Linked DNA regions of Homo sapiens: region 2 is linked to region 1. A link is a loop called in an ENCODE intact Hi-C map of the cell type or tissue named here. Cell type or tissue: PC-9. All regions are shown on one strand. Each heading gives the region's core, and the rest is flanking DNA. Links, peaks and the distances in the headings are about the cores only. Region 1 overlaps LINC01215 (long intergenic non-protein coding RNA 1215). Region 2 overlaps CD47 (CD47 molecule).

Evidence for each region. A loop is a pair of places that touch in the nucleus more often than their neighbours do. Peaks named below come from ENCODE experiments on the same cell type or tissue, not always from the same donor. Only the 100,000 strongest peaks of a DNase experiment are listed, where the experiment ranks them.
Region 2: it touches region 1 in a loop (2.7-fold over the local background); 3 of 110 quality-filtered maps call a loop at or near these places.

Annotation. Positions count from the first base shown.
Region 1 is chr3:108,127,115-108,142,494 of GRCh38, reverse strand. LINC01215 (long intergenic non-protein coding RNA 1215) reads right to left here. Exons shown (of 2, transcript NR_110030.1): 2 at 3,885-6,181. Among named protein-coding and RNA genes, the nearest start is that of LINC01215, 9.7 kb to the right of the region's middle. RefSeq lists enhancers at 5,783-5,922, 10,241-11,440 and a silencer at 8,413-8,572. In PC-9, for the core only: no CTCF peak of the experiment used is centred there; a DNase peak (open chromatin) is centred at 9,574; H3K4me3 peaks cover 1,370 bases; H3K27ac peaks cover 2,022 bases.
Region 2 is chr3:108,046,298-108,063,406 of GRCh38, reverse strand. CD47 (CD47 molecule) reads left to right here. Exons shown (of 11, transcript NM_001777.4): 4 at 2,555-2,662; 5 at 3,863-3,955; 6 at 4,978-5,070; 7 at 5,838-5,930; 8 at 11,437-11,468; 9 at 12,805-12,829; 10 at 13,756-13,788; 11 at 16,115-17,109. The coding sequence ends at 16,119. Among named protein-coding and RNA genes, the nearest start is that of CD47, 36 kb to the left of the region's middle. In PC-9, for the core only: no CTCF peak of the experiment used is centred there; a DNase peak (open chromatin) is centred at 10,126; H3K27ac peaks cover 474 bases.

The DNA of each region.
Region 1 (15,380 bases), core at 8,035-10,534:
CCAAATGACAGAAGGCAACTGTGCCTGAGCGCAGAGCAAGCGAGAACAGATTTGGATGGGTTTGGAGTTCCAGGCAGAGGCCAGACTTTGCAAGGTCTCATGCTAAGCAGGTTGTTCTCTAAGAACAATGAGAATCATTAAAGAGTTGAAGCAGGAGTTGATATAGTCAGATTTGCATCTTGAAAAGATCACTTAGACTACGTGTAAAGAGCAGATGAAGAGGAACAAGGCTGTGTAGGAGGAGACCAGCCAGGTATTGTGATGGTTAATTTTATGTGTCACTTTGTCTCAGCTAAAAGCTGTCCAGATAGCTGGGAAAACATTATTTCTTGGTGTATCTTTGAGGGCATTTCCAAAAGAAAAGATCATTTAAGTGGGTAGACTGAATAAAGAAGATCACCTCACCAACATAGATGGGCATCATCTAATTTTTTGAGATCCCCATTAGAACAAAAAGGCAGAGAAAAAACAAATTCACTCTCTCTGCTTGAGTTGTAACATCCATCTTTTCCTGTCCTCATAAATTGGTGCTCCCTGTTATTGGGCCTTCAGATTCAGACTGGGACTTAAACCATTGGCCTGGTTCTCAGGCCTTTTGGCCACTGGCTGACTTGGGCCTCCAGCTTGCAGATTTCAGACTGTGGGACTTAGCCTCCGCAATCACATGAGCCAATCCCTCATAAATCTCTTTTTATACATCTATATATAGAGAGGATCCTCAGGTTATGATGAGGTCATGTTCCCATAAACCTTTGTAAATTGAAAATATTGTAAGTTGAAAATGCATTTAATACACATAGCCTCTCAAACATCATAGCTTAGCCCAGGCTACCTTAAACATGCTCAGAACATTTACATTAGCCTACAGTTGAGGCTGTAGGCTACATCAAACAGAAAGCCTGTTTTTTTTTTTTTTTTTTTGTGACGGAGTCTCGCACTGTTGCCCTGGCTGGAGTGCAATGGCGTGGTCTCGGCTCACTGCAACCTCCGCCTCCCATGTTCACGCCATTCTCCTGCCTCAGCCTTCTGAGTAGCTGGGACTACAGGCGCCCACCACCATGCCTGGCTAATTTTTGGTGTTTTTAGTAGAGATGGGGTTTCACCATGTTAGCCAGGATGGTCTTGATCTCCTGACCTTGTGATCCACCCGCCTCGGCCTCCCAAAGTGCTGGGATTACAGGTGTAAGCTACCACGCCCAGCCACAAAAAGCCTGTTTTATAATAAGGTGTTGTACATCTCATGTCATTTATTGAATACTGTACTATATTATGTCAAAACTGAGACAGGTTCACACCATTGTAAGGTCAAAAAGTCTTAAGTTGAACCACCCAAAGTCAAGGACTGTCTATATAGCCTATTGTTCCTGTTTCTCTGAAGAACCCTAACTAGCACAGCGTTATCCACTAGATTGGATGAAAGATAATGTGTCTTGGACAAAGGTGGTTGCTGCGAAGACAGAGAGAAGAGGACTGCTTTGAAACACATTTCAGAGGTGTTAATCACTGGACTTAATAATGGGTTGGGTACAGAACTGAAGCAGAGTGATGAGCCAGTGATGACACCGAGGTATCTGGCTCATCCCACTAATGGAAGATGATTTCCTTTCACTGATGAAGAAAACACGTAAGAAGATTGGGTTTGAAGGGGTTGGGGTACCTGAGTTCACTTTTCAATGCGGTTAGTTTGAAGTGTTCTTGAGACATTCAAATGGAGATGTTGAGTAGGCAACTGAAGTTTGGGAGTCATCAATGCTTTGATGGCAATTGAACTCAAAAGTGTGGATGAGATAACTTAAAGATTTCCATAGAAACCAATGCCAATATAGGGTAGTGGTTCAGAGCAGGAGTCCTAGAATGAAGCCATCTCAGTTTGCAGCCCAGCTCTGCTACTTCCTAGCTGTGCAACCATGAAGAAATTACTCAAATACTCTGAATTTCCCATATATTTAAAAACAGAGAATATACTATTCCCTACCTTATAATGCTGTTGGGAGTATTAAAATGGCTTCTTGCATTTGAAACTTTTAGCATAGTTCTCAGTATTTAGTAACCACTCAATTAACTACTCAATAAGTGTAGATTTTTCTTCTTTCAGAGAGCGTACAGGGTTAGTAAGTAGGCTTCCCTAGGACTAAGCCTTGAAGAAATCCAATGATTAATAGTTAGGTAAAGAAGGATGAGGAACAACCACATTATGGTCTGAATCCCTGCTGTCCCAAATCCACCCACAAGAGAAACTAGGACAGCAGCTGCATCTAGAGCCTGCTAGGGTGCTTATCCCTCCTAACAATGTGTATGTGTAGCCAGGAGGGAAGGAGCCAAGTGTTCTTGAAGGGATCCCAAAGTCAAAGGCCTGGTTCAAGGAATAAAGGAGGATATGAAGTAGGAGACTACAAAGCCAAGCTGGAAGCAGGTCAGTAGCAGGTCAGAAACCAGAGAAACAGGAGCTGGGAAATTACAGTTGACCCTTGAACAATGTGGAGGTTAGGGGCACCAACCCCTCATGCAGTTGAAAATCCAAGTATAACTTTTGATCCTCAAGAACTTAACTACTAATACCCCACTGATGGCCCAAAGCCTTGCCAATAACATTAACAGTCAGTTAACACATATTCTGTATATTATATGTATTATATACTGTGTTCTTACAATGAAGTAAGCTAGAAAAAGAATGTTATTAAGAAAATTACAACAAATATAGTTATTATTCATTAAGTGGAAGTGGATCAGTCATCAAGGTCTTCATTCTCATCATCTTCATGTTGAGTAGGCGGAAGAGGAGGGGGTTTGTTTAGCAGGAATAGCAGAGGCAAAAGAAAACCCATGTATAAGTGGACCAGTGCAGTTGAAACCTGTGTTGTTCAAGGGTCAACGGCACTGCTAACACATGAGACGCCCAGGACATCCTAATGAAGATAGGTGGACAGGATTGGAGAAACCAGAAGATTCCATAATATTCTTAAATACATAGATGCCTACTGCTCAGAACCACCTATCCTAGAAGTATTTAGAGTTTTCTGCTTATAAAGAATGAAATAGACCAGGTGCAGTCACTCATGCCTGAAATCCCAGCACTTACGAGGCCAAGGCAGGCAGATTACTTGAGGTCTGGAGTTCGAGACCAGCCTGGCCAACATGGCAAAACCTCCGTCTCTACTAAAAGAACAAAAATTAGCTGAGCTTGGTGGCATACACCTGTAATCCCAGCTACTCAGGAGGCTGAGGCACAAGTATTGCTTGAACCTGGAATACAGAGGTTGCAGTGAGCTGAGATTGCCACCCTGCACTCCAGCCTGGATGACAGAGCAAGACTCTGTCTCAAAAAAAAAAAGAATGAAATAGAAGAGTTTTATAGCCCCTTTATCAGTTCAGTGGTTTAAAAGTGTTCTGTGGCTGGGCGTGGTGCCTCACACTTGTAATCCTAGCACTTTGGGAGGCCAAAATGGGCGGATTGCCTGAGGTCAGGAGTTCGAGCCCAGTCTGGCCAACATGGTGAAACCCCATCTCTACTAAAAATACAGAAAAGTTAGGCAGGCGTGGTGGCATGCGCCTGTAATCCCAGCTACTCTGGAGGCTGAGGCAGGGGAATTGCTTGAACCAGAGAGGTGGAGGTTGCAGTGAGCCAGATTGTGCCACTGCACTCCAGCCTTGGTGACAGAGCGAGACTCCATCTCAAAACAAACAAACAAACAAAACAACAACAACAACAACAAAGTGTTCTTTATGTCAGTCATGCTGCAGTATGAAATTTTGATACTTATACGTTATGACAATATGTTACTTTAAAAAGTATATCTTCTCTGGTATTTTCAGCTACTGTTATTGTTTTGGGATATAATATATCAGACAAGAAGTATTTAACCAAAACCCAGCTGACAATTTCAAAATGTTCTAAAAATATTTATTGATATGTTGATAATGATTCCAGTAATAGTGATTGATATCATCAATGTTAGCATCAACATTGTTCAGTAACAATAGGATCTGGTCAAATGTGATATCTGTGTTATGAAAAGCTATACATGCATACTTCAGAGATAGTGTGAGGCAGTTCCAGACCAAAGTAATAAAGCAAATATTACAATAAAGTAAGTCACTTTTTTTAGTTTCCCATGGCATATAAAAATTATACTTAGGCTACATTTTAGTCAAGTGTGCAATAGCATTATGTCTAAAAAACAATGTACATACCTTCATTAAAAATATGTTATTGCTAAAAAATGCTGTCACAGAGGCAGGAAGTGAGCATATGCTCTTGCAAAAATGATGCCAATAGACTCACTCGATGAAAAGTTGCCACAAATCTTCAATTTGTAAAAAACACATTCTTCGAGAAGTGCAATAAAATGAAGCGCAATGAAACAAGTGTGTATGGTGTGTGTGTGGGGTGGTGTGTGTTCAGAAAGATAGGAGTGTGCAATGGCAAGGAAACTCAATTTAAAGCAAATTTGGATTGAGACCAAATATATAGTAATAGAATTTGCATTATTAAATAAAGTATTGACATTGACTCATACTCGTAGAAGTCTATTCTCATTATGATGATAGCTACTCTTTCTTCCATTAGATTGATGAATTGCTGAAGGAAGCAAAAAGTAAATTCATCTCAGTAAGTGAAAATCATTTCATTGAGCATGAATTTTTGGGGTCCAGCCCCATACTAAAATAGTCACAAGTTGAATACCAAATGGTCTCTAGCCTAGGCCATTCTCAGTCAAAGGCAAACATACAACGCTTGTTCAAAGGAAGAAATATTATTACCTGAAATTTAACAAAGATCTTGGAAAATATTTAAATAGGCTAAAGCGACTTGTAATTTTTTTTCCCCCGAGTAGGCATGTTGTTCTGAAAGCTCTCCGGGCTGACATTGCCTGTTTACTTATTGATTGCGTCTTTTTCACTGTGCCAACAGCATTCTAGCCTCAGGGATCATTTTCCAATGTAGCTTTTTAAATGTTTTTAATTAGGACATTGTAATGGATTAAAGGCAGGCAGAGACTGAAAAGTAGCTACCTTTCTACACACACCTTAGGCAAACACACACTTCAAAAACATTCCGTCCGCCCCCCTCCCCCCGCCCCCCCCCCACCCCAAGTTTCAGTCTCCCTGTTGCTGCCCTGCCCCTCTCTCTTCAAGAACCCTTGGTTTCGGTTGTTGGAGTTTGGGGGCAGGGTGAAAAATCAATCATCCAGCCCTCACCTTCCAGTTCCACGCAGTTAAGAACTTGGCAAAATGAGCAAGCAGAGGATCAAAGCGTGGTATCAGCTTTAGCAGTGGTAAAGCTGGATTGGATAACACTACACGTTCCAAGCACAATATCAGCTTTAGGTAATGGGCCAGAGAGCACAGGGTTCTTTATTAAACTGCAGGAAATGCAACTGGACCCACTTCCCTTCTGCTCTATGTCTGCACTGGGGACTCACTGGACCAGGACTTATTAGCCATCTTGAAGCAGAGAAGCAAGAACGAAAGACCCAGCAGGACCCACCTGTAACGAGCTGACTACATGGGGACAAAGACAGGCATGTACAGCTCCTAGGAGCACTTGTGAGGCAGGAGAATAGGGTCTGGAGGCAGGGAATGTAAGGCCAATTCACGCTGACTTCCTAGAACTAAATCAAAAGGAAAACCCCCACTTTCCACGCCCAAGTGCCCAAGTAACAAAAGGACCAGAGGCTACTCCCTTTGCAACACCCCTCACCTGCCACCCTTTTTCTGCATTGCAGGTGAAAAACTGAAAGTCCCTCTGATTGGTCCCCTCTCACAACCAATCAGGTTGGTTGTGGGCCAAGTCTTCATTTGCGTGGGAGTATTACTTTGTAACTTCACTTCAGCCTCTAATTGGTCACTTTCCACAACTAATCAGACGTTTGCATTCTGATTGGTCCCTTCCAACCAATCAGACTGATCACAGGCCACTACTTCATATACATAGGGTGTACACCAAGTAACCAATGGAAACTTCTAAAGGGTATTTAAACCCCAGAAAGTTCTGTAACTGGGCCCTTGAGCTGCTTGCTCGGCCTGCTCCCACCCTGTGGAGTGTGTTTTCATTTTCAATACATCTCTGCTTTTGTTGCTTCTTTCTTTTCTTGCTTTGTTTGTGAGTTTTGTCCAATTCTTTGTTCAAAGCGCCAAGAACCTGGACACCCTTCACTGGTAACACTTGGGTCTGAGAGACCTAGAGAAAAAGAGAAATGACTCATGAACACTTAACTTTGTCAGGTAAAGAAACCTGGCAGAGTGGGTATCAAGTTTTCCCCAGTCTCACCAATCAGAAAAACCATCTTTCTCCCAAGAAAAGAGATGAGTGAGCAGGGAAGGGAGGGGCTGTAGTACTTTCCCCAAGAAGGCCATAATTCTAGATACACATGGAGAAACAATTATATTCCATTTATCCACTAAAAATAATACACAAGTTTTATTTTTCCCCCTTTCATATCAAGCACTGGTTAGAGATGACCCAGAAATCCAAAGATGGAAAGAACTTTACTGAGGTAAAGTTTATTTATGTTCATCATTTGGATGATATTAACCCTCTTTTTCAATCGGAAGCAAAGGATTTTTAGATGGGTTAATTCAGTCTCTCTGAGGAGCTGATACAGTTTGCTGTAAATGTGTTTTGCTTCACAGACAATAGTGCTGTGATGGAATGGTTGGTCCATGAGTCTGTGAATAAATGAATAAATCACACACCTGTTAAATTGTGTGCTGCACATAATCAAGGGGTTGTGATGTTGTTTTTTTTTAAAGCAAAAATGTTGCTTCTCTCCATTTGCTGCTCCTAAACAATTTCTAAATGTAGTGTCTTGTATTTTCCCCATTTAGTGAAGTTCAAAGTACTTCATGGTGCTCACACATGTGAATTCTAAATCTATGTATTGTCCCCATCAATTCTCAGAGTTGCAAATATAAGCACTGTGATTTGGCATAGGAGCAAATTAAAATATACCAACATTCTAATCCTTCCCCAGGTCATATTGTAAGTCAGGGTTGGAGAAGTAGGAGTGATAGAGTCTGAAAGGATACCATGAAGCATGCCACTCACCTGGGCAGGCACCCCGTGGGAGTGTATAAGGATGTAGGATTCTGGAGGAACCCACAAAAGTCCTGGAGCCTTAGGCTCCAATTCAAGAACACCTACCATGAATGACATCTCCATGCCAGGAACGTGACCACTGTGTCCACTGGCCAGGCCAACAGAAGGAGGAAACCATGAAGCTGCTGGGTTTTAAAACTTATGCATGGATAGCTTCCAAGCTCTCAGTTGTATCATGTAGTTTTAAAAAAAATGTCCTCTTCCTGAGTGGGGAACTGCAATCCATTATGAATGAAGACACTGCATTGTTATCTAAGTAGACAATAATGACAATATTGATTTTTATTTACTTTGTACCAATTATCTCCCAAAATATTCAGAGAAAAGGGTACAGACTCTGATGCTTCAAATTCATGCTCCATATTCTAGTTGTTTGTCATTGGTCAAATGACTGAGCCTACCTGAATTTGTTTACTAAACCAAAAAAAGGGGAGGCATAAAATTTTTATAGAGTAGAGGTGTTGAGGGAATTAAATGAGTGTGGTGTGTGTGTGTGTATGTGTAAAACGTGTAGAAGTTATAGGCTTTTACTGGGTTTGGCCACTTTGTGTACTACTTAGTTTCTTGGTCTACCTGGTTCATATATATTTGTCTATGGCAGCATATAAAGACATTCTTTAACTTGATGTATGATAGAAAGAGAGAAAATGAGAAGGAAAAAAGGAAAACGAAAGGAAAGCAGAACTGAAAATGACTGAGTGTGGTATCACTAAGAACTACATCCAGTTGGTTATATAGCTGTCTTAGCCACAGTGCATTGCTAAACTCTGTTATATTACAATGCAGGTCTAATATAAATCTACAATTCCCCCTCACTAACAACTGAAGAAGACTCTCATGAGAAAGGTTAAACGAGTGATCTATAGTCTGGGGTAAAATTTCCTTTCCTTGTATTAATTCAGCTGAGCCTTCACTGCATGCTCTGAGAGGGTGCATTTTTCTCAGCCCACCCGTTTTCAGTGTTTCCTCATTCACTTGCTCCAAGTTCACTTTACTTTGAGAAGAGCCCTTATCACTGTGTTGCTAGTACATTGAGCCAAAACTCTAGCCACTATTTACTTGGAATGCCATTGAAATACTTTCTTATTTTTGTTTTCCCAAAGCCTTCTTTCTCTTTCTTATCTGAACTTTCTATGTCATCACTGTGGAGCTGAGGAGATTTTGTTTTTGTTTTTGTTTTTGTTTTCGTCCTCTGCTCCTTTTGATGGAAGGAGTAATTTCCATATTGGTTTCGATTTGAACAGTGGATTTTCTCACTGGGTAAAACAAGAATGCCATGACACTTTCTGTGTAATTTCTGTATATTAAAGGTATCTATGGCAGTAGCAGACCGAGGCTACCCTCCTTAACCATTTACATCCAATGCTGAGTGTGATTCTAAAGCACTTAAAGTGATACTGAAAACTATTACTTTTAAGTGGCATTTTCAGAGGTTTGTCAGTTATAAAATAACCAAGTAGGAAGCATCAGTGAAAGCCATCTGGCCTTCAAATACTGCTTGTCTCTCCCTCACTCTATTATCTTTCTAGAGTCCCTGAAACCCTTAGCTTTGTTCATTCTTCAACAGACAGTATTTATTAATGTCCTTCAAGTGTTCCATCAGGGAGCCGGGTGGTGGGAATTAATACAACAGTATATGTGTATGAATATACATGGGGCTGTACCCACAGAGCTTATTAAACAAGTGTTGTCAATGACGGGTGCCAAATACCATGACAGGAGAAGCATGCTTTACATAGGAGCCTTCCTGGGAACTTCTAATCCATGAGGGTAGAGGGAGGCAGAAGCTTCCTGGAGGAAGTAATATTTTTAACAACCCTACCCTGTCATTCTTTTGAACCAAGGCATTTATTTATCCTTGTTGAAATGCAAACTACTTACCACTTACCCAGGAGAATAACACTTTTAGATCATAAGAACTCTGGGTATGTTGGCATACATTAGCTTGTCCACAAGCTAAGGCCCTGAGGAAATGAATATTAGAATTATTAAATTTTAGATGGCAGCAAAAGGAAGATTAAGCCCATGGCTCTGTTTAAAGATCAGGAGGCCACTTCTATGGGGAACTTTTTGTCTGCAGAACTTTGGGGTTCTGGGGATTAAGATAGGGCTTAGGCTCAAGACACTAAAATAGGATTCAGGTTACATGGATGATTTCCCCTACATTATAGTTTTGCCTAAGCCTATTCTACTCTTGAGCTAGTCCTTACAACTCCCACTCATCAGGGAAAATGCCTCCACTTGGCTTCTGGATAGTGAAAGTGAAGTGTGAAATGTAAGAGGAAAAGTATCTTTATAAAATCTGATATGCCCAAGATAGTTCTGCACCAAGACAAGTTTAGCTGGAAAAAATTCATCTTTCTGTTTTTCTACAGGTTATCTCTATGATCTCTCCTTGTATGTAAATTATTTATAAGAGTGTGATTCTAAAACTCAAGGTAAAAATTCGTCACTCACTTTTTGTTTACATGAATACGTGCCAGAACCTACACTTCCCCATTCTTATAGCATTACAAAAATGCCGATACATGAGTCTCCTGTTTATTAACTGGAAAAGCTTTCAACTGAAAATCCCCACTGTGTAATTTATACAGGCACTTTGAGATGTAATAAAAATCCCTAACCCTAATCTCAACCTCTGTCCTTTTAAAATCCAATTCAGAACACTTGTCAAGTGATTGACTAGAAAGGTGCCTTCCATTAAGCAAATGCCAGGAGGTGTTTTCTTCTGAAAATGAAGAGAGTTAGCAAGTGATCAGCAACTAGGAATTTTGTCTCTATCCTTCCTGTTGTGAGAGCTCTAACTCTGAGCCAGGATCCCTGCCTCCAGCTCTTAGGAGTTTGAGTGCATGTGTGTGTGTGCGCGCACGTGTGTGTGTGTGTGTGTGTGTGTGTGTGTGTGTGTGTGCATGCATAGTCATGCTTTGGAGTGAAGAGGAAATTCAACTCTGAGTTTCCACTTTTCCTGTGGACAAAGATCTGTTCCTTGTGTCCCCACATGGCATGGTGGAAATGGGGCATGCGTCACAGAAAGGATAACATTTTATAGGCTACAGTGCACTAGAGCACGTTAACTTTTATCCCAACAACAAACCTGCAGAAAAAGAGTAGGTTAGTTACAGATGTTCTTTTGCTTACCAACTTTCAACCTATGGATATTCACAGATAAAATCCCAAGCTCTCCTGTGAGAACATACTACATGGTAACAGCAGATGATATGGAATGTACACTGCTGCCTTTTGAACTCAAAAACTGTGCTGTTCACCATCAATGCATTTGCTGTGTTTGTGAGAGTTTTTTTTGAGAAGTTTTCCCAAGCATTATTAACCACATCAGATTCAATAAATCCAAGAAAATGGAGAGTGTTCAAAGTCCTTGTTGATATATACAATTACCATGGAAACAGAAGAGATTTTTAAAAACTGGAAGTGATGAGAAAAAGAGGAACTCTTCACACGAATATAGGATGAATTATTCAATAGTAGAAATGATTATAAAGGGCAAAGAGCAAATCGTGCAACGTACAAAAGTGCTGTGCCTGTGTCCGTGGACAATATCAGCAAGAGAATGGAAGAGGAAGACAAAGGATGACTTCTTGAGTCGGCACCTTGACACTAGATGGGCAGAGGAGCCTCCTGTTCATTCCGGGGAGGGCTAACTTGGGAGAAGTTTAAGAGCTGGCCAAAGAGACTCTGCTCTTGAAACTGTTGCCTCAAGGCAAAGGGATGCCTCTTCCAGTCTGGTTCACATCCACATGAGGGGCGAGGCGACGAGAATGCAGGCTGTGGCTCCTAAGGACCTCCTCAGGACACTTGGGAGATCCCCAAGAACAGTTATCTGCCCCCACAGACTTCCAGCAGAGACAAATGACAAATGACAATAATTTTGGGGAAAATGTCCTTCACTCATTCAAAAGCTATATTTTTAGTGCCTTCTATGCACCAAACATTATTTTATCACCTAGGCAGACATGGCATTGAACATGCATAAACAAGAACACCAGCTTTTATTAAAAGCTTTGAGAAACTGATTCATGCTCCTATTCCTGGAAGTGCATTTGTGACAGCAAGCTTAGTCACTTTGGAATTTCCAACAAACAGATTCAATTACAACCATATTGTAAGTAGAATAGTTTCTGTGTTAGTAGTTGCCAGTCTAATAATGAGGAAACTGGGCTATGCAGGGCTTAAGACACTTGTCCTAAGTTGTCAGAGGTGGAATGGAGTCAAATCCAGCTGTTGATTTCAAACTAGTGCTCTCATCTATGCATCTCAATTCTTTACAATATGATCCAACATACTGTCCTATAGATGAACCAAAAACTGACTCTAAAATTTCCTTTCTCCAATTCTTGGAAGCCAATGACATGCAATGTCTTCAGTTTTATTTTTTGCATATGATGAAGAGCTACTTTCTAGTAACTTACTAAGTATTTACTAAGGATTACTACATTATGGCATAATGATCTAAAATTAGCACATTATTACAGTTTACCAATGACTTAATTCTGTGCTATACTAAGAAGATTGCATAGCACCAAAGAACTGTTAATTCTGGCATGTGACTCACTTAGAGACAAGGAGATAGTTTGGAACTTCTGTAATTTTTAGTAAATAGGCTATACATTTTGAGTGTTGTTATCATGAGTGGGCTGGAGATTTCCATTTCTGCCATTCTTACCTTTCATTATAACTCACTGTTAATTTGATTTTTAAATTCTCATTTAAATTGTGGTGGATTGTTGGGTTAATCCTACAATGAATAGTAATGTATCAACAGCATTTCACCTTAAATCTATCCAATGACTGGATTTTAAGACATAAGTCTATTAAAATTCAAAGTAGTAATTTATTTTGCTAAAGCACAAACGTGTAGAATCCACACTCACCTGGCAAATATACTGAGATGCTCATTATATTTATCAAATTCTTTTTATTAGAAAGCGGAAGTGAGTAGTAAAGGAGTGAACGCAGGATATTTCTGCTCATGCTTGAGAACATCGAGTATTATTTTAACCTCTAGAAAACTAGTACTGCTATCTTTTAGGTCTAAGTACCATTCCCTATTGGCAAGCTACCTAAAAGCTATGTCTAACCCCTTCTCCCTTGCTGCCTCCCAGCACAGAGGCTGGAAAATAAAATATGTGGTTTGCCCATCTTTCTTGAAGCTAGGGACAGTCATGTCATCCTGTCTGGCCCATGAAATGTACATGGAATTCTTCTGGGGGAGACTACTTAGAGAGTTTTATATTTCCTGATGAATTACCTCCAAATAATATTGAAGACAATGCCTGGAACAACAGCCATTCTGTAACTACAAGGAAAGTAGCAAGAGAATCACAAAGATCTGTTGCTAAAACCCTGAACCTATGCTGATAGTTGCCTACCTACAGATTTCTTTTTATGGGAGAAAGAATAAAACCCTATTTGTTAAGGTCAATGAGCACTGAGTTTATTGTTAGGATCCAAAAGCAAATGCAGTAATACTTATATATAGATAGGTAAGGATTTAGATGCTGACTTTTGTATATAATCCTTATTTGTAATATTGCCTCTGGGAAAAAGGTATTCTGGGTTTAAACAGATTTATTAATTAAAAAATTAAAACATAACCTTCTAATTGATAAATAATTTCAAGTGTGTATTTTCATCACCTCTCCCTCAATCTCACACTCTCATTAGCACCCTCACAAGCATTTGAGCACACACACCTGCTCCAAGACCTGTGTTTTTCCCCTATTACCTAGTGATGGGATGATAAATTGGTTTCATCTTAGGCGCCAATGGTGATAGATTGGGAATGGCTGTCTGGATCACAATGTTGAAAATAATTTTGAGGCAGACAACACAACTCATAAGGAAGAGTGCTGTGATCAATCGGCCAGGTCTGCCAGGGATATGAAAAATGGACTGGCAGCACCTGTGTTTTTGTAACAGTTGACCTGATCCAGTGTATCAAATTTTAATTGCTCAATCTAGCATAATCCCTTCTCTTCTCTCAACCCTGTAGGTAGGAATTTAGGATTTTCAAACTGGGACATTTGGTCTCTATGTTGGCTATAGTTCACTAACTAGAAAGTCAGGGTATAGTAAAGAAAACAATAGCCAGCTAAAGTATTTAAGTGGGAATTATATTAAAATGTCATGTCTTTAAAAATGTAAACATATATAGTCATGAGGTGCACCACTTGCTTTTCCCTTCAAGGAATAACTTGCTGTCGGGTTGCAAGATGTGCAGTTAGCCAACAGCATCCAGCTACACCGTCTGTAGAATCCACCTTAACTTTCAAGCCAAGGCCATGCACATCCTAGGCAGACCCAGACATTGCCTGAGCATGGAGGTTCATGGCCAGGCCAGGCCATTTCTATCCAGTGTGGGACTCTCTTGCAGGCAGTCTTTGCTATGGGACTTCCATTATATTGGCTAAGACTTCGTCAGATCTACATCATGGACTGAGACACTCCCAGCTCCATCCTGCTTCCTTCTGCCTCTCCTTTCATAAGTGGCACATCAGCACCCCTGTCTGATATGGTTGAGCTTTGTGCCCCTACTCAAATCTCATCTTGAGTTGTAATCCCCAGGTGTTAAGGTAGGAACCTAGTGGGAAGTGATTGGATAATGGGGAAGGTTTCCCTCAAGCTGTTCTCATGGTAGTAAGGAAGTTCTCATGAGATCTGATAATTTTAAAAGAGTGGCACTTCCTCACTCACTGGCTCTTCTCTCTCCTGCCACTATGTGAAGAAGGTCCTTGGTTTCTCTTTGTCTGCCGCCATGATTCTAAGTATGAGGCTCCCCCAGCAATGTGGAAATGTGAATCAGTTAAACCTCTTTCCTTTATAAATTGCCCAGGCTCAGGTATTTTTTTACAGCAGTGTGAAAATGGACTAATACATTGCCCCACCTTGATCAGTCTCCCTTTATCTTTCCCAGGTGTGACCCCCTCCTCCTCATACACTCGTAATTCTGCTTCCTGGAGAATCCAAACTGATACCTATACCTACTATGGATATGACTACTTAAATATACCAAGCACTTATCATGAGTGGGCACATACAACATGACCAAAGAGGCAAAGTGCTAGGTTGGCTTTTGCATCAGAGAATATTGATTAAAATCCCAGGCACAAATCATAGAGTGGCTTCGAACTAGTGTCTTATTCTTAAGGTGAGGATGATCATGGTGATACCTGATGGGACTGTGTGAGGATTAAATGAGATAATCATGAAGTTGATTTCTAAACTATTATGCACTGTATTACTTTTAGTTGTCACTATTATTTTATAATTTCAAGCAATTTTACATATCAATTACCAGCTGATTAATTAACATTCCTTTATAAATATTTATTAAGCCTTCACCATGTAACTGGTACTGGTCTAGGAACTGAGGAAGGCAAAGTTCCTGCTCTAGTGAATCTCAGATTTTCTAAATTAATCAAGTAAATATGAGTTTCATTTAAAATAAACTAAGCAACAGGTCGCTAACATAGGTGGTCATATCTTTGCTTGGTTCGATTCTAATAGCAGCTTGGATTCGTCCCAGGATTTGTCTTTGTTGATCTTTCCTGCTGAACTACCTTTTCTTTCTTTCGGTTTCACCATCCTTGATGCTGTGAATCCTGCAGGGAGCTAACAGGCTGGTGTGATAGCTTCTTACTACACCTACAGCTCAGCGAGTCCCGCCACTTGCTTTATACACTTTGATTTTTCTCTTTGCTTCTCTCTCCTATCTGACCCCCCTTTTCCTGAACACTTGCTGCCCCCTATTTCTCTTTTCTTCACTTTTGCTTTACTTCTTTTGCTGCCCCATTCCGTGGGAGACCCTATCTCTGTTTCTTCAGGTGGCCCTGTGGGTGTGAAAGAACAAACTTCTGGGCAGGCATACACCAGTGGTACACCAGCGGTACACAGGAAGACACCCCTCCCAGGAAACAATACCTCTGCCTCTGACACTTCCGGGAGCCTTGTAGCCACAGGAATCAACACATGTCTCTGCAACACTTCAAATTAACTCAGGCCTCAACAAGGCAGAGAGGGGTGTAGCCATACAGGCATGATCAGGGCCAGCTTATCACCATTCACTGGGAGACTGGCTGGAATGTGGATGTGCCGAGTGAAAAGTCAAATGTCTGCCTAATAGCAGAGCCCTCCACTCTGAAACACAAATGGCCCACTACATTCCTCACTCATAATTTTTAAAAATTTTTTAAAAAAATCTTTTACCCTAATGTCCAGTAGGCTATTGAACACTAGCTATCAATTTTTTGCCCTATGCCCTACA
Region 2 (17,109 bases), core at 8,836-11,335, 80 kb after region 1:
CAAAAGAAACTCTTTCTGAAGATTCACTGAAGAAAACCTGGAGATACTCTTTCATTAGTAGACCCCACAGAGACAGGTGGAGTGTCCGTTATCCAGAATGCCTGGGACCAGAAGTGTTTTGGATTTCAGATTTTTTCACACTTGGGATCCTCAACATGTGTATTTGTTGGAAATGGCTACTTAATTTAAGGAAAAGTTTAAGGTGGCCTGGAAAATAAGTAGTAGTTGAACTAATCAACAGGAACCAAAACTACTTTCAATATATAGTGTACTTATACTCAAAGAGAGACGGACCATTTTATGGTGGAACCCTGTCTATGGTAGTATTTTGTGATGTTTTATTTTTGTTGCTATTGTTTGCACTGTTTTCTCCTATAACAGCTCTTCTAAGCCTTAAGAGGATAAATTTTATATGAGATTCAAACTCTTATTTTTGTTAAGAAGGATGTAAGTCACCAGGCATGGTGGCTCACACCTGTAATCCCAGCACTTTGGGAGGCCGTGGCAGGTGGATCATGAGGTAAGGAGCTCGAGATCAGCCTGGCCAACAATGTGAAACCCCGTCTCTACTAAAAAAAAAAAAAAAAGAATTCAAAAATTAGCCAGGCCTGGTGGCGCATGCCTGTAGTCCCAGCTACTCGGGAGGCTGAGGCAGGAGAATCATTGAACCTGGGAGGCAGAGTTTGCAGTGAGCCGAGATTGTGCCACTGCACTCCAGCCTGGGTAACGGAGTGAGAGACTCTGTCTCCAAAAAAAAAAAAAAAGAAAAGAAAAAGAAAAATATAGAAGAAGAACATAAGTCAACCTTTTTCCATGAAATTATACTGTACTCTAAGGCAAATTCTTGTTGCTTGATCTTAGTAGCTTTTTTATGCATTGACTTAAACCTGGAAGAGTTTCTTATGAATGTTTGATTGACTGTGAGGTGCATTTGAAACAGCTTCTACTTTATAACCCTTTGCAGAACTTTCAAGCTCTATTTAGATAACAATATATATGGGATTAAAATGGAAAATGTGACATATGTCTAGAGAAAGTTCCTTTTTCTGTGTATGTGCCTTTTGTGACTTATACACTCAGTTTCATTCTAGCCAGCATTTGAGCCTAGAAAATAGGGAAGTTATGAAAACTCTGTGCCTTATAAGAAGGCAAGGCTATGACTGAGTATTAGACACATAAGTCCAGGGCTGGGCGGAAGTAATGAATCAAATAAAAACTTGGGGAACTTGCCATAGGATGTTTTCTGATTAATATGGGTTTCTCTTCTCTGATTAATGTGGATTTCAGTTACTCAACTGTGTAACTGAAATCCACATTAATAAATTGGTTATTTATTGCTTAGGACTTATCTCCCCATAAAGAGACTAAAATTGAGGTTATAAATTATGGGTAGATAGAAATTCCAGAAATATTTAGGTACCTGTCATATACCTTAAACATAGATTTTTATCACAATCATTTAGGGGCTTATTTATTGCTTTTACTTTATTTAATGTTTGTCACTGTAGAAGAAAAAAAACTAAATGCTAAATATAACATTTAAAATATTTTCCCCTTCATGACAGCCACCAATTGATTACTGTCATGGAGACTATCTCTATGTGGATGACACACAGCAGCATTTCAATCACACGCTGTTTCTTTCCGCTACTCAGTTTGCTTTTAGGTTGCCTTAAACAACTTCCTTGGTGAAAAAATCAACTTCAATATTAACCAAAATTTAAAAGATTCATATATAGTAAAAGAACTAATATTCGCAGATTGACCCATTCCATTCTTTCAGAGAAGGTATGAGATACTTGACAGTGGAGCTAGCAGCAGAAACAATAACATGTATGATGAATCCCATTGAGTCTTTGCAGTTTATTTTTATTAAAATATTTTAATTGAACAATTTAAGCTTTTTTTCTTCATCAGGATTTCACAAGGGTGTAATCTGCCCAGTTTTATTCTGTCATTTTTTTCAAAACAAAATAACTAGATTTCCAGATTGTTTACTAATTTTTTATAAGGTAGGACAAAATTCTCTTTTTCTCAATATTGTTAATTAACCCATTATTTCCCATTAGTATTATGTACATCAGTGTTGTGTTGTCACTTGGAGTGGTTTTGCTCATCGGGGGCATTGACAATGTCTGAAAACAGTTTGATTAACATAACTGGCATCTAGTTACTAGCATCTAGTATGTAGAGGCCAGGGATGCTCCTCAACATTCTATATTATGCAGAGCAGTGTCCCCCCTCCCCCCAAAAACTTATCTAGCTCAATTTATTAGTAATACATCAACCGAGAAAGACTGATGTATAGAACCTCATTTGTTAGTGTAGGAAAATAAGGTGTCACCTATAAATTCACCATCCATATTTATACTGCCGTGACGTTATCCATTTGCTTATGAAAGAGATGTGAGGTGACTTGATGATATTAAGGAGTTGTTCCTCATAAGTTATTACATTATAGTACTTCTGTCAGTTTGTCTCTGTACCTTACAAGTTATTAAAATGGCTTCACTTGTGATTGAGTTCATATAATTCTTTGTTTTTCTTTTTTAAGCACTTAAATATAGATCCGGTGGTATGGATGAGAAAACAATTGCTTTACTTGTTGCTGGACTAGTGATCACTGTCATTGTCATTGTTGGAGCCATTCTTTTCGTCCCAGGTAAGATGTGCAGTTCCTAGGCAGGAACGCAGGAGGTAGATGAGTGCATTCCAAGGTGAGGAGGGCTGCATTAGTTTCCTAGGGCTGTTGGAACAGATGACCACAAACTGGGTGGCTTAAACAATAGCAATTCCCTTTCCATGCTGGAGGCCATAAGTCTGAAATCAGGACGTCATCAGGGCCACACTCCCTCTCAAGGCTGTATGGAAGAATCCATTTCTTGGCTCTTCTAGCTTCTGGAATTTGCTGAAGAATGACAGTGTTTATCATTCCTTAGTTTGCGGCAGCATAACTCCACCCTCTGCCTCTCTGGTCACATTGCCTCCTCCTTCCTCTATGTCTTTGCCTCTGTGTTTTTGTTAAATCTCCCTCAGCCTCTCTCTTATGAGCACATTTGTCATTGGAATTAGAGCCCACTCATATAATCCAGGGTAAGCTCCTCCTTTCAGATCCTTAACTTCATCATATCTTTTGCCATATAATGCAGTATTCACTCTTTTGCTGTATTAGGTAATATTCACAGGTTTTAGGGATTAGGAGGTAGAAATAATTTTAGGGCCATCATTCAACTCACTACAGAGGCAAACTTCATTGGCCAAGACATGAAAGTAGAATGAATGTGGGAACCAAGTCTGGAAATTGGCAGTTGCATTTGGAGGATGGGAATGTGAGTGGGAAATGAGGATATGTAGCACATGTAAAGAAAAGCAAAGGAAGGCTGGGACTCAACCTAATAACTATAGCACACCATCGTTTGTGGAGAAGAATGCAGTGCAGGTGTAATATTTAGGAACATGGGCTTGGCAGCTCTATTGGTATCTGAAGTTAGTGAAGACAGCAGGAAGAAGGAGGTGAATTCAGAAGACAACTTGAAGGAACAATTGATTTGACTTTGGGGCATACTGAATACAGCAGATGAAGGGAACAGTAAAAGATGAATACACAGTTTCTCACTGGAATTCTGTAAACTAGTTAAGAAGGAGGCAGAGCCAATTCAAGGTTTCAGCATGTTGAAACTTAAATGTTGAGATTTAGATGTCTTAAGTTTGGTCTTAATCAAAAAATAGTCACTAATTTTGTGTGAGGTTTTCAGGGAAACGTATATTTTTAAAATTTTCACAGTTGTCAAGCACAGAATTTAGATTAGTACATTTAAAAAGTATGTAGGAAAATATTTTAAATGTTTTTATTTATTGACAGGTGAATATTCATTAAAGAATGCTACTGGCCTTGGTTTAATTGTGACTTCTACAGGGATATTAATATTACTTCACTACTATGTGTTTAGTACAGGTGAGTTTTCATTGTTACAGTATGATTTTGTCTACCTTTTTCATTTACAAAACAGCAGTTTTGGTGAAAATGCTCATATAAATTTTTTACAACTCAATAAGAGTAGGTTTATTAAAAGATTTTTCATGCTATTCTTAGTGACATTTTCCCATTCATATTAATTTTAAGGTTATTCTAGGTTAGCTGTTTTGTAAAAAGTGACTTTCATATGTATTTGATGCCAATCAGCATAATTTTAAATTATGCCATATAACTTCTTAATGATTATTTTCATATTCTAATTTCAGTTTTTTGAAGTTATAAGTGGATGTTAAACGCAGTCTTTCTCTTCTTTTGCTAAGCTTCTGCTTCTGCATTAAGAAGACTGGTTCTATAAAATGGAATTATGAATCACAAATAGTAGAAACATATTTGTTTTAATTATTAGCAAACCTTAATACTGTAGTTTTAAGAGATGGTATGGAAATCCAAACTATAATCAGTATCATTTTCACTGCATTTTGAAAGTAGATCACTACCATATTTAGTTATTACTATTAAAGAGTCACATTTAACACTTGGTCTTAGAGCCTATCTCTGGCTCGTTGTACATTGGAAAGGTATTAGTTTGTTATAAAATGACATCTAGAGATAGAGAGCATGATGTTTACAGTCAGGTATTTGCATAATGGTTCCCTCAGCAAGAGCAATTCCATGTGCATGTGGAGAAGACATTCATAATAGCCATTCATATTGTAAAATGCACAAGTGTGGTAAAAGCAGCATTGTTCTAAGATTTAGGGTAAAAACTTCCAGTCCAGCTTAGCTGACTGTGAAAATTAAAGGCTGCCGAATGTGTGAATTTGGAGCTGACTACTTGTGTGGAAGGGTTAGATCACTGAGTTAACATCTACCGTCAAACAATGAACTCCAGAGTCAGTCTTTGGTCTTAGGAGATCCCTGATTATACCAAATGCAAGTGGAAGTTATTGCTTTTTAAATACTCTTGACATGCTTCTGTTACATCCTTTTCCTTCCTCCAGCGATTGGATTAACCTCCTTCGTCATTGCCATATTGGTTATTCAGGTGATAGCCTATATCCTCGCTGTGGTTGGACTGAGTCTCTGTATTGCGGGTAAGAGTCATCTTTCTGTAGACCTAATTTGGGTTACTTTTGGACAGAGCTCTTCTTCCTTTTTCTTTTTCTTTCTCTCTTTTTAAAAATATATAGACTTGATTTTTTTTTTTAGTGCAGTTTTTGGTTCATGGCAAAATTGAGTGGAAAGTACATTCACATGGATATTTTTATGTGGACATAAGTTTTCAATTCCATTTGGGCAAATACCAAGGAGTGCAATTACGGGACTGTAAAGAGTATGTTGAAATAAACTGCCAAACTCTCTGTATCAAAATAGCTGTACCATTTTGTATTATCACCACCAATAAATAAGAGTTTTTGTTCATTCATATACTTGACAGCATTTAGCATTCTGAGCTTTTCTTTTTAAACTTCCAATTTACCCCAGTGGTAATAGTGCTTTCCTCCTCGCTACAAAGATATTAGCTGTATATATGGCTTGGTGGCTGATTGTTCTAGCACCCAAACTGATATGCCTGTATTTGTGGAAGAGCTTTTAAAATAACTGGGCTCAAATTGGTTGGAGCCTTAGACTTGAAACACCAGTTCCCATTTCTTGATATGATAAGGTATGTGTTATGCAAAGGAGGGCTTTGTTCTTCTAATAATTTTGAGTCATTTTACTGGTTAAGTTAATAAACATATATGGATAATTTTTGTTTTTTGATCGTTAGAATAACTCTCTTAAAACTTGGGATTATTACTGTTTTTTAGTAAGTTATTTCATATGCTTTTCTAATACAGAATTTTATTTGTTTTTACAGCGTGTATACCAATGCATGGCCCTCTTCTGATTTCAGGTTTGAGTATCTTAGCTCTAGCACAATTACTTGGACTAGTTTATATGAAATTTGTGGGTAAGTCAATCTTATTTTCATTAACCTATGCCAATAATTTCAGATATATCACTTAGAAAATGCTTTTTAGTTTGTTCTTCCAGTTTAGGACCAAAAATGAGAAAATACAATTGGAGTGATTCGAGGATAATTAAAGAGGGTAGAAGACATATAGGATTTTTAGTTGGTTCTTCCAGTTTAAGACCAGAAGTCAGAAAATACAATTGGAATGATTTGAGGGTAATTAAAGAGGGTAGAAGACATATAGGATTAATGAAAATTTGGTTTCCAAAGTAGTTTAAAGGAAAATGGCTTTATCTATTAGAATGTGTACCTTTTTATACTAAGTAAAAGGGGAGAGATCTTTGAGGATCCATTTTAAGTAATAGAATAGGATTTTTAATTGTTCCAGTGTTTCTGTGATAGAGCTGTCCTGCACAGACCTGTTTGTTTGTCACTTGCTCTTTTTCTTGCAGACATAGACACCCCAGACAGGAATTAAAATTCACAATCTATCAATTTTGTTCATTTAAAGAGCAGTGACCTCTAATGCATGACTTTAAAACAGTTCTAGTTAAAACCAATATAATGAAAACATTGAGTTTCAAAATTTAGGCTTTTACTCCTTTTAAAATCAATTATTAGTAAGTATGGAATTTACTTCATTGTTTCTAACTTGTATATTTAATCTGCCAATTTTCAAGTAACATTTCTGCATAAATTCTTATTTTTTATTGAGATATATGTACACAGAGAGATATTTTCAATTGTGCCTGAAACTAATGTTATCTTACCTAAGCTCAAGATGTTCCCAATAATGTAATTTATATTAGTTTCCGTTTTTTAAAAAAATTATATTTTTATGAAATAAAACATACTCTTAACCACCTATCAAAATAATCAAAAGTTATAAATTAATGGAGTAAAAAAATAGTGTTTCTGCTTTGCTTTAGGTAAACTTTGCTGTATGTGTTTCTAAAACTTAATACGAAACTTGAATTGTTATAGTCAAATAATTTCTCATATGACTCACATAATAGTTTCAAAAAACTTTTACCTTTATTTCTGAACTTTGGTTCTTGATGATTGTTAATTGAATTCAATTCTGTCATATATTCTGTGTCTTTCTTTAATTAATGCTTATTAGATAAATAATTAAAATACTTAACTAAAATCTGCGTATCCTTAGCATATGAGTTCATAAGTCTTAGTTGTTGCTCAATGAAATTTTCTAATTTTATACCACATAATGCCATAAAATACAATGGAGACATCTAAAGCAGAATGGAATTCATGTGGTAGCTACAGTGAACATCTTGAATGTTGGTGCATATTCTATTTTTGTTACATCTTCCAATCACCATGTGTCTGGTTCTGGAAGATGACACTCCTGGTTTTGTTGCTCCCCACAAATGCCTGAGAATAGTGTGTGATTTGCAGTATCCATACAACTCTGGTGAAGTAGTATGAGATACCTTTGGCTGACGGGCAGCACGCTCTTATTTTTTCCTCACTATCTGGGTTGTCCTCCCTTTTACTCCCATGCCACCCCATGCCTTCCATATCTAGCATAGAATGATCTTCAGTACAGTTGCCAGCAGGTCTGGTGACAATGTCTCAAGTGGAACTAAGCATTGTCTATCTGCCACCTCCTTAACTTCACTCTCCTGCCTTCTCCATCACTTACGTTCCTCCAAGCCTGTGAAACCACTGTACTGTACCTGTCACTGTTCTGACATTAAAATTAAAATGACTTAAATCTTGACAAGTACCCCAAATTATTTTTTCTTTGTCATAGGTTAGCATATAAGTATACTATATGCTAAAATTTATGCTATATGTTTAAAATTTAGTGCAATTTTATTGATAGTGTCCTAATTTTATTGATAGTATCCTAAATTAACTTTTTAAATCAACTTGTCTGATGCCAGGGTTCAGAGGGACACCTACAGTCAGTTGAAAGGCAAGAAGAGACAAGGTACAGGAAAGTTGCTCTTTAGATAACATGGTAGACTAGGAGGAACATTAATATGGTTTGCTTATATAATCTGACTGTGTAAATCTGAATCTATGTAACATTAAGGTTGCAAATTTGAGCGTTTATATTAGGAAGTTAAAATTTTAAGTGTCTCCAAAATAATTTTTACTCATTGCACGTGTTCTGTTTTAGAAAAGCCTAATGATTGTGTTTTGATTTAAATGCAATAAAATCCTCAAATAGTTAAAAATCCAAGCTTTCTCTTCAAGAAGAAGTTAATGTCGCTATGAGATTTTTAACTTTTATAATTTTTATTATTTCCAACTTTAAATTTGTAGCCTTAATTTGCTATTTTAAAGAGTAGGCCTTTCACTTTCTACAACTTTCTGTGAAAGTGACTTTCACTTTCTATTTTTTAACTTTTTAAACTGTGTTGTATTTTTTTTCTTTTATTGGAAGCATTTTAATTTTATAAGATGAGAAAAAGGACTGGGCACAATAACTTAATGTGAAAGCATAGAAAAGATTACAAGAACCTAACCAAACTCACTAAAGTTGGGCTTGTTGTTTGTAGAGAACGTTTATATAATTATAAGGATCAATACTTTCTCATTTTTAAAGCCATTACCAGTTAGTTCAATATAAGGGCATATAGTGTTTTGATACAAATCAATCTGGTAGCAGTAAGTACCATATTTACCACAACATCCCAGATATTTTAGAATGATGCAGATGCAGAATATATACGTAGAATTTATATCTATGTATAGATACAAATTCAGATATTTTCTTGTTCAATTTAAGGAGAGGTAAATTTGGTATCAATAGAAAAAATGTTTCTGAAAAATTTAAACCCTGGAAATGTATTTATGGCATGGAGTCAGATGTTTCAGGGAGAGAAGAACAAATCAAGAAGCATTGCAAGTATGCTCATATGGAATGCTTAAGGCTTGTGGTTAAAAAATATATATATATGGCTGTCAATGTCTTAGGCTCATGGTAGCAGCAGAAATCGTAATAATTCTTTTGTCACATGGGTTATATCCATATTGGAGAGAATTAACTCAGGTGAAATTAACTTGTACACTGTTTGGTTTTATAATATTTAGAGGGATCACAACTGACTGATGTCCCTTTGAAGTACCATTCTTCATAAATCTTTTTTTTTCAGAATGGGCCAGCCAACTGTGACATCCCTTGGATCGGAGATTTAGAACTAGAAAGTATTCTTTCTACATTATTAGGGAAGAAAAGGAGTTACTTGGCGGTTAGCAATATTCTATTTTGTTTTGTTTTGTTTTTAGAGACAGGGTCTCATTATGTTGACCAGGCTGGCCTCGAGCTCCTGGGCTCAAGCAATGCTCCCACCTCAGCCTCCCAAGTAGCTGGGACTACAGGCATGTGCCACTACACCTGGCAGTGTTTATTCTGATAAATACATTTATGAGCTCAAAAATGTAACTCTAAAACCTTATCTCTGAACTTCCATATTACCATCAGAAATTTAGATAGTTGTTTAGTTCTCTTTTTCTTTGTAGAACATAGATATAAGGCATGGTTTCATTGAAGTCAGTTGTATATACATGTAACTATCCTGATGTTCCCAAATAAAGCTCTGTATTTCTGCTTAGTTTATTGGGGAGGCTGCTAAATGTAGTGCATCCCAACCCATTTTACCCTGTTCTACTTTAAAAAGAGGTTGGCTTCTTGTTTGGATACAAGGACCAAGTCACTCCCCCAGGTTCCTCCACAGTAAGGGAGGCCTATTTAAAGCCGCCCATGGCACTAACAGAAACTGGACTCCTATGAGCTCAGATACATAACTGGGCCTCACAGGGGTGGGACAGTATGTAGTCTAGGAATTGGAAGGATCCATTCCATATCAAAGAACTGAAGCATCGTGTTGCCCTCTCAGCAGCAAGAGTAAGGTGATGCCCCTGTCAGTTATAGTTCCTGAGTTCCTCTGTCTTTGATTCTTTGCCTATTAGCCAGCTAGCTCACCCTCTTGTTTATGCCACTGTTTTTTATCCTATTCATGCCTTCTCACAGACAACTTTTCTTACCTACAGCTTTGGACTCATCCTTGTCTCCTTTCTGTTTCTTTTTCACTTTCCCTTCCCATCACCAACTTTCTGGGTTTTTTTCTGTTTCTTCTTAGAGTCCAGTGGCAGGGAGAAACTTGTCAGTCCAGTCTGTTGCCATTTTTCCTGTTTGAGAAAGACTCACCAGCTTTTGGCTGGCTCACAGATTGGCTTTCCTTGGGTCAGGACCCACCCTTTTCCCTGCCAGCTTTGGAAGCTTGACAGAATTCGAGTGTGCAGTGGTGGTAAATAAATAGTAAGGAACACAGAGCAGTCCTGGAGGCGTGCCTCCATCTGCTGATGAGAAAATCCAGTGCTGTCATCCAGCCCAGGTCCCAGCGGAATGGGCCTCTCTGTTCAGTAGGATCCCCCTCCTGCTGAGTGGTTCATGGCATGTTTCTGTTCAACGCTTTTCCATCTGTAGGATTCTTATTCTGTATTTATTTGTTTTTTTGGGTTTTTTTATTTTTTGAGATGGAGTCTCGCTCTGTCGCCCAGGCTGGAGTGCAGTGGCACGACCCCAGCTCGCTGCAGCCTCTGCCTCCCAGGACGAGGGAGATCCTCCCACCTCAGCCTTCCACGTAGCTGGGACTACAGGCATGCACCACAGGCATGCACCACCACGCCAGCTAATTTTTGTATTTTTGGTAGAGACAGGGTTGCATCATGTTGCCCAGGCTGGTCTTGAATGCCTGAGCTCAAGCAATCTATTTGCCTTGGCCTCCCAAAGTGCTGGGATTACAGGCATGAGCCACCACGGCCAGCCTTCTCATTTGTTTTTTTTATAAGGAAGCTATCTCTTCTTCCCTCCCCAACTAGGGTATTCTTTTTCCCTTTCGTCACTTTGCTCATGTACTGTATTCCTTCAACTTCATTAATGAATCCATTTGGAAGCAGTGAAAAAGGCAACTCAGAAAGCTAAGAAGAAATAGATAGAGGAATACTCAGAGCTATCTGAGTATTTTCTTTAGTTTGTTAGCTCTTTGGAGCTTTGAAACTGGAAAGACCCAGGGAGTGATGTGGAGAAAGAGACTGAGCTTGTAAGACACAGGAGCAGTGAGCTAAGGGAGATGGAGTAGTGGGGACAAATTCTGGCACATTCTGTCTACACTCTGGGTAGATAGAGGAGGGAGGATGGAGCACCCATGGTGGGGGTATGTTGGTGACAGCATTTTCCCACCAGCCAGTGTAACAAGTGGCTGATTTGGGGGAAAGATGGCATAAACAAATGAGAGAATGTGTTTACTATTTGATGTAGATGGGTTATTTGCTTCATTTTTCAAATCAGTGTATATAATCAAGAATATTCAGCATGTTTGAATAGACTGTCAGAGCTGGAACTCTTTCATTAACATCTCTGGCACCTTTAGTTTTAGCCCTGAACATTTTATCTTAAAATTAAACATTACCAAATGCCTTAGTTTATTTCATTTATTAAATTTATATTCTTATTTGTTATTTATATCAGCTTCCAATCAGAAGACTATACAACCTCCTAGGGTAAGTTAAAGTTTATTAAATGAATTGTGAATGATCATTTGAGGGATTAGACTGAGGAACTTGGTAATTGAGATATTTTGCTATCTGTTTTGTCTCACGTCAAATTAAGAGAATGTTGAAGTCATTGCATGACCTTTGCATGAATGGGTCCAGTTCTATTTTAAAACCTGTGTTTGGTCATTTTAGTGTCAATGGGATGGAATAAATGATTTCTTAAGATTGTACTGACTTCTCACACCCAAAACTGGAAAGTAGGAATAATGGCTATATTATCTCTGCAATCAGAAGGAAGCTGATTCCAATATATCACCTCACCTGTTGGATTCATTGGATGTGCATACACAGAATGACAATTTCAGGCTTAAAAATGAGGAGAAATCTATACTAAGTTGACATCACTGATAATTATAATCTATAAAATAAATGTAAATATTGCTGAAAACATCTGTTCGGAGTTATGATTCGATCCTCTCCCATACAAATGTTTTATAAACATTTTTTCCCTTAAAACTGTGCTTAAGGTTTCATTGTACCTTAGATACCTTATTAAGCCATCTGAGGAAATTGCAAGAAAGGAGTAATTTTAGGAGGGCATAAATGAAGAGAAAAGCATATTTATAAACATAGACTTATCACAGTGACAGGCCCAAGAGGTATGTTGTGGACATAAGCTCTGGAAAGGATTATATTGTACTTAGCTTCCTATAACGGAGTGATGATAGATGTATCTGGAATGCCAAAGAGAGTCTTCTGTCTGTGGCCGGAGGTAGAGGTCACATATGCTTCTAAGTCTGACAAGCCTCATTGTGCCTAAAGGGCAGGTGGGGCGGGTATGTGTGTCTACCACAGGGGTATATTCTAGAAAGATTGGTGCCATAGCTATGTTGGTCACAAGAGGCCAGCAACTTAACTGGACCTGTGAATCCTAACACATTTTCTTTCCCAGTTACTGAGTTCAATTTGCGATACTTAAAGATGATTCTGTTTTGCTTCCACCTCTTCACTGTGTTATTTATTCTGTTGTTGCTATTTATGCTTGCACTTTCATATTTTTAGAAGTTAGAATTTCTTGAGCTGAGAGTGGTGAAGTGGGAAATTCTGTTTAGAAAAATAATATTAAGAGAATAATACAGTTATTATTAAACTATTAACCCGACTTGGCAAGCTTTGCTTTAACATTTACAGGCTTATTTCGTTGTTTTGTTTTTTCTTTTTTTTTTGACTGTAGGATTTACTGCTTACTACGTAATTTAAATATTAGCATATATAAGTTTTACTATAAAATGACATGACATAAATTATATTTTTATGTAAATATATTTTAAATATTTTTCAGAAAGCTGTAGAGGAACCCCTTAATGGTATGTGGTTATTTCACTCTTAATCCTTTACCAGATCATAATTTGATCTGGCCCGCAAAACAGTTAGAATGCCCTGTCTATGCCTTAGGAAGAATCTAGGTTTTTTTCCTCTTTTTTTCTTTCCTTGGCATCTCTACTCTTGATTATTCATCAAGAATTATGGGCTGGGTGCGGTGGCTCACGCTTGCGATCCCGGCACCTTGGGAGGCCAAGGCGGGCAGATCACGAGGTCAAGAGATTGAGACCATCCTGGCCAACATGTTGAAACCCTGTCTCTACTGAAAATACAAAAATTACCTGGGCATGGTGGTGTGTATCTGCAGTCCCAGCTACTCGGGAGGCTGAGGCAGGAGAATTGCTTGAACCCGGAAGGCAGATGTTGCAGTGAGTTGAGATCATGCCACCGCACTCCAGCCTGGTGACAGAGTGAGACTCTGTCTCAAAAAAAATAAAAAAGAATTATGAATATTACTTTTATAATATTCTCACCACTGGGAAAAATGCACTATTCTGTGTCTAAGTAGCTGCTTACCTTAACCAAGTGATATTTGGGCAAGGGGATCGTTGCCTTTTGCTACTGGTTGAGACGAAGCATGGCACCCCCTAGTAGAGAAGGATCCCAATTACTTCCAATTTGTGATGTACACATTTTAGAAAGATACAGGCTATTGCCACAGAGATAGACCAAAACATCTCATTTTCTTTCTTTGTAAACCTAGATCTGATTTCCCAACTAAGTCTGTTTCCTTTGTGAATGCTGTGGGTATGATCCACAGAAAGGCTACATAATGAAATGATAGCTTTACAATTAATTTGGCTGTAGAGTTGTAGACTAGTTAGCATATCATTGCATATTTGTTTATTTAGAAATGATTTCCAATTGTGGAACCTCACTAACTGCCTGCTTGGCTTGTTACTAATCCTAGCATTCAAAGAATCAAAAGGAATGATGAATGATGGTAAGTATAAAATGCACTTAATAATTATAGATCAGTTAAAACATGGACATTGGAAAACAAAAAAGCTTCTTGAAAATGTGGCTCTTTTTTAGTAAAAGGGACACTGTCAGATGATAAAGGTTCACATTTCTTGATGTATACAACTTAAATCTACTTTGCTAAAAATTGCAAAACTACTACTGTAAAAACTGTAGGGTGTCACGAATCAGACTCCAGTCATATGGCTCCCAGCAAAGAGAAATTACCACTTTTTGTAAAATGTTTTTCAGATTCCGTGTCTGGTGACTGTAACTTTAAGATGCCTTTTATAAGGCACATAAATAATCTGGCACAAATCTTTATCATTTTGACAGAGTTTCTTTTATGCTTGTGTTGGTGATTTTGTTGCATTTAACCCATGGGGACTTAACATCTCTGCTTTTCCAATCAGGAGCTTGGTTCTAACCTTTTGGGAGATGATTAAAGAGAGAGGTTGAGAGAGAGAGAGAGAGAGAGAGAGAGAGAGAGAGAGAGAGAGAGAGAGATGTTTCGTCCTCAGCTTTTGCTTCCATTTTTTTTTTAAGAACTCTGGGCTAATAACTTCTAATCTTTATAGAATATTTCAAAGAAATATATTTGTTCTTAAAGATACATAGGTTTGAGATATTGAGTGCTACAAGCATTTATTTTGGTTTTACCTTAACATATTATGATTCCTCAGTTTTGTTGGCATTTAGTAATTATGTTTATGTTTTTATCTTATCAAAAAATGTCTTCTTACCTTTGATATTTATAATCACTCCTCGGTCATGTAAATAGTTTGCTTTATATTTTACTGTTTTAAAGTCTGTGACCTTACCTGCCCTCTTCTGTAGCAAAGTGCAGCATTTAACTCAGGAAGCTATATTCCCCCCAAGTGTCATTAATATTTGCATAAGATTAAAAACACTCCAGTCGGCCGGGCGCGGTGGCTCACGCCTGTAATCCCAGCACTTTGGGAGGCCGAGGCGGGCGGATCACAAGGTCAGGAGATCGAGACCATCCTGGCTAACACGGTGAAACCCCGTCTCTACTAAAACTACAAAAAATTAGCCGGGCATGGTGGCGGGCACCTGTGGTCCCAGCTACTTGGGAGGCTGAGGCAGGAGAATGGCGTGAACCCGGGAGGCAGAGCTTGCAGTGAGCCAAGATCGTGCCACTACACTCCAGCCTGGGTGACAGAGCAAGACTCCGTCTCAAGAAAAAAAAAAAAAAAAAAAAAAAAAAAACACTCCAGTCATGCATTGGTGAACAAAGTTTAAAACAACGTGTATTCAGCATGGAGTCACAGAATGATCCTACTTTTGTATGTTTGTGTCACAGCCTTTAAAAGCATGTCTTGTTATATAAGCCATTACCCTCCTAAAAAAGACTATAGTTCACAGGAATAAGTTAAAAGACATAACAAAACATAAAATGACTAGTACCAGGAATTGTGACCATGGTTTGTTCTGGTAACTGTGGCATGGCATGGTTTGTTCCAGGAATTGTGGCATGGTTTGTTCATGTTTACATTCTGATGTCCTATTTTTTTTTTTTAATTTCTATGTCCTTTCCTTTTCCTTGGTGGTGTCATTGTTCTGTAGCTGTATGAAGAAACTAAACTTTTCTCCATTTTCAGGAAAGCAATCTAAGAATCTTGAGTGCCTCTTCCTTTGTTAATTTCTCTTAAGATGTGACTTTTTTAAACTACTGCATCAGGAAATATTGTAAAACAGTTTTGCCTTGAATATTTGTGATGAAATCTACGATGATCTTCAAGATTCTCTTAATTTTGCTAATATTCAGCTGATCAGAATTTGTTTTTAAAATGTCTGGCTGGTGGGTACTTCCCACTGACAACTGCTTATTGCTTACAGTATGTCTGCCTTGTCAATGAATGAGGTTCAGGGTGCTTCCTAGGGATCAGAGTCAGTACCATTTTTCTCTTTCATCTACAGCTGATCAGATGTTTATTTTACTTACATTAAATGAATGATGGAGATCCAAAGTGAATATTATAGAATATTATTCTAGGATCAACATCTTTTGCTTTGAAAAATCAACATCTCTTGGCTTTTCCTCAGCCAACCCAGCAAACAGAGATTATCAGACTCTGTTGATTTTTTACTTTCATTTGGCATTGGCCTTTTTCTTACTGAAATTAAAAAGGCTAATGATTTGCCTGGTTTCTGTCTCTGACCTTTGCAGGTCTATTTTCTTAATTTTTAGATACTATATATCTGAAACTTTTTTTAATGTGTCAACTTTTTAATGGATAGAAAATAGACACGAATAGTGATTATGTGTTCATTTTTCAATTTTCCAGAATAACTGAAGTGAAGTGATGGACTCCGATTTGGAGAGTAGTAAGACGTGAAAGGAATACACTTGTGTTTAAGCACCATGGCCTTGATGATTCACTGTTGGGGAGAAGAAACAAGAAAAGTAACTGGTTGTCACCTATGAGACCCTTACGTGATTGTTAGTTAAGTTTTTATTCAAAGCAGCTGTAATTTAGTTAATAAAATAATTATGATCTATGTTGTTTGCCCAATTGAGATCCAGTTTTTTGTTGTTATTTTTAATCAATTAGGGGCAATAGTAGAATGGACAATTTCCAAGAATGATGCCTTTCAGGTCCTAGGGCCTCTGGCCTCTAGGTAACCAGTTTAAATTGGTTCAGGGTGATAACTACTTAGCACTGCCCTGGTGATTACCCAGAGATATCTATGAAAACCAGTGGCTTCCATCAAACCTTTGCCAACTCAGGTTCACAGCAGCTTTGGGCAGTTATGGCAGTATGGCATTAGCTGAGAGGTGTCTGCCACTTCTGGGTCAATGGAATAATAAATTAAGTACAGGCAGGAATTTGGTTGGGAGCATCTTGTATGATCTCCGTATGATGTGATATTGATGGAGATAGTGGTCCTCATTCTTGGGGGTTGCCATTCCCACATTCCCCCTTCAACAAACAGTGTAACAGGTCCTTCCCAGATTTAGGGTACTTTTATTGATGGATATGTTTTCCTTTTATTCACATAACCCCTTGAAACCCTGTCTTGTCCTCCTGTTACTTGCTTCTGCTGTACAAGATGTAGCACCTTTTCTCCTCTTTGAACATGGTCTAGTGACACGGTAGCACCAGTTGCAGGAAGGAGCCAGACTTGTTCTCAGAGCACTGTGTTCACACTTTTCAGCAAAAATAGCTATGGTTGTAACATATGTATTCCCTTCCTCTGATTTGAAGGCAAAAATCTACAGTGTTTCTTCACTTCTTTTCTGATCTGGGGCATGAAAAAAGCAAGATTGAAATTTGAACTA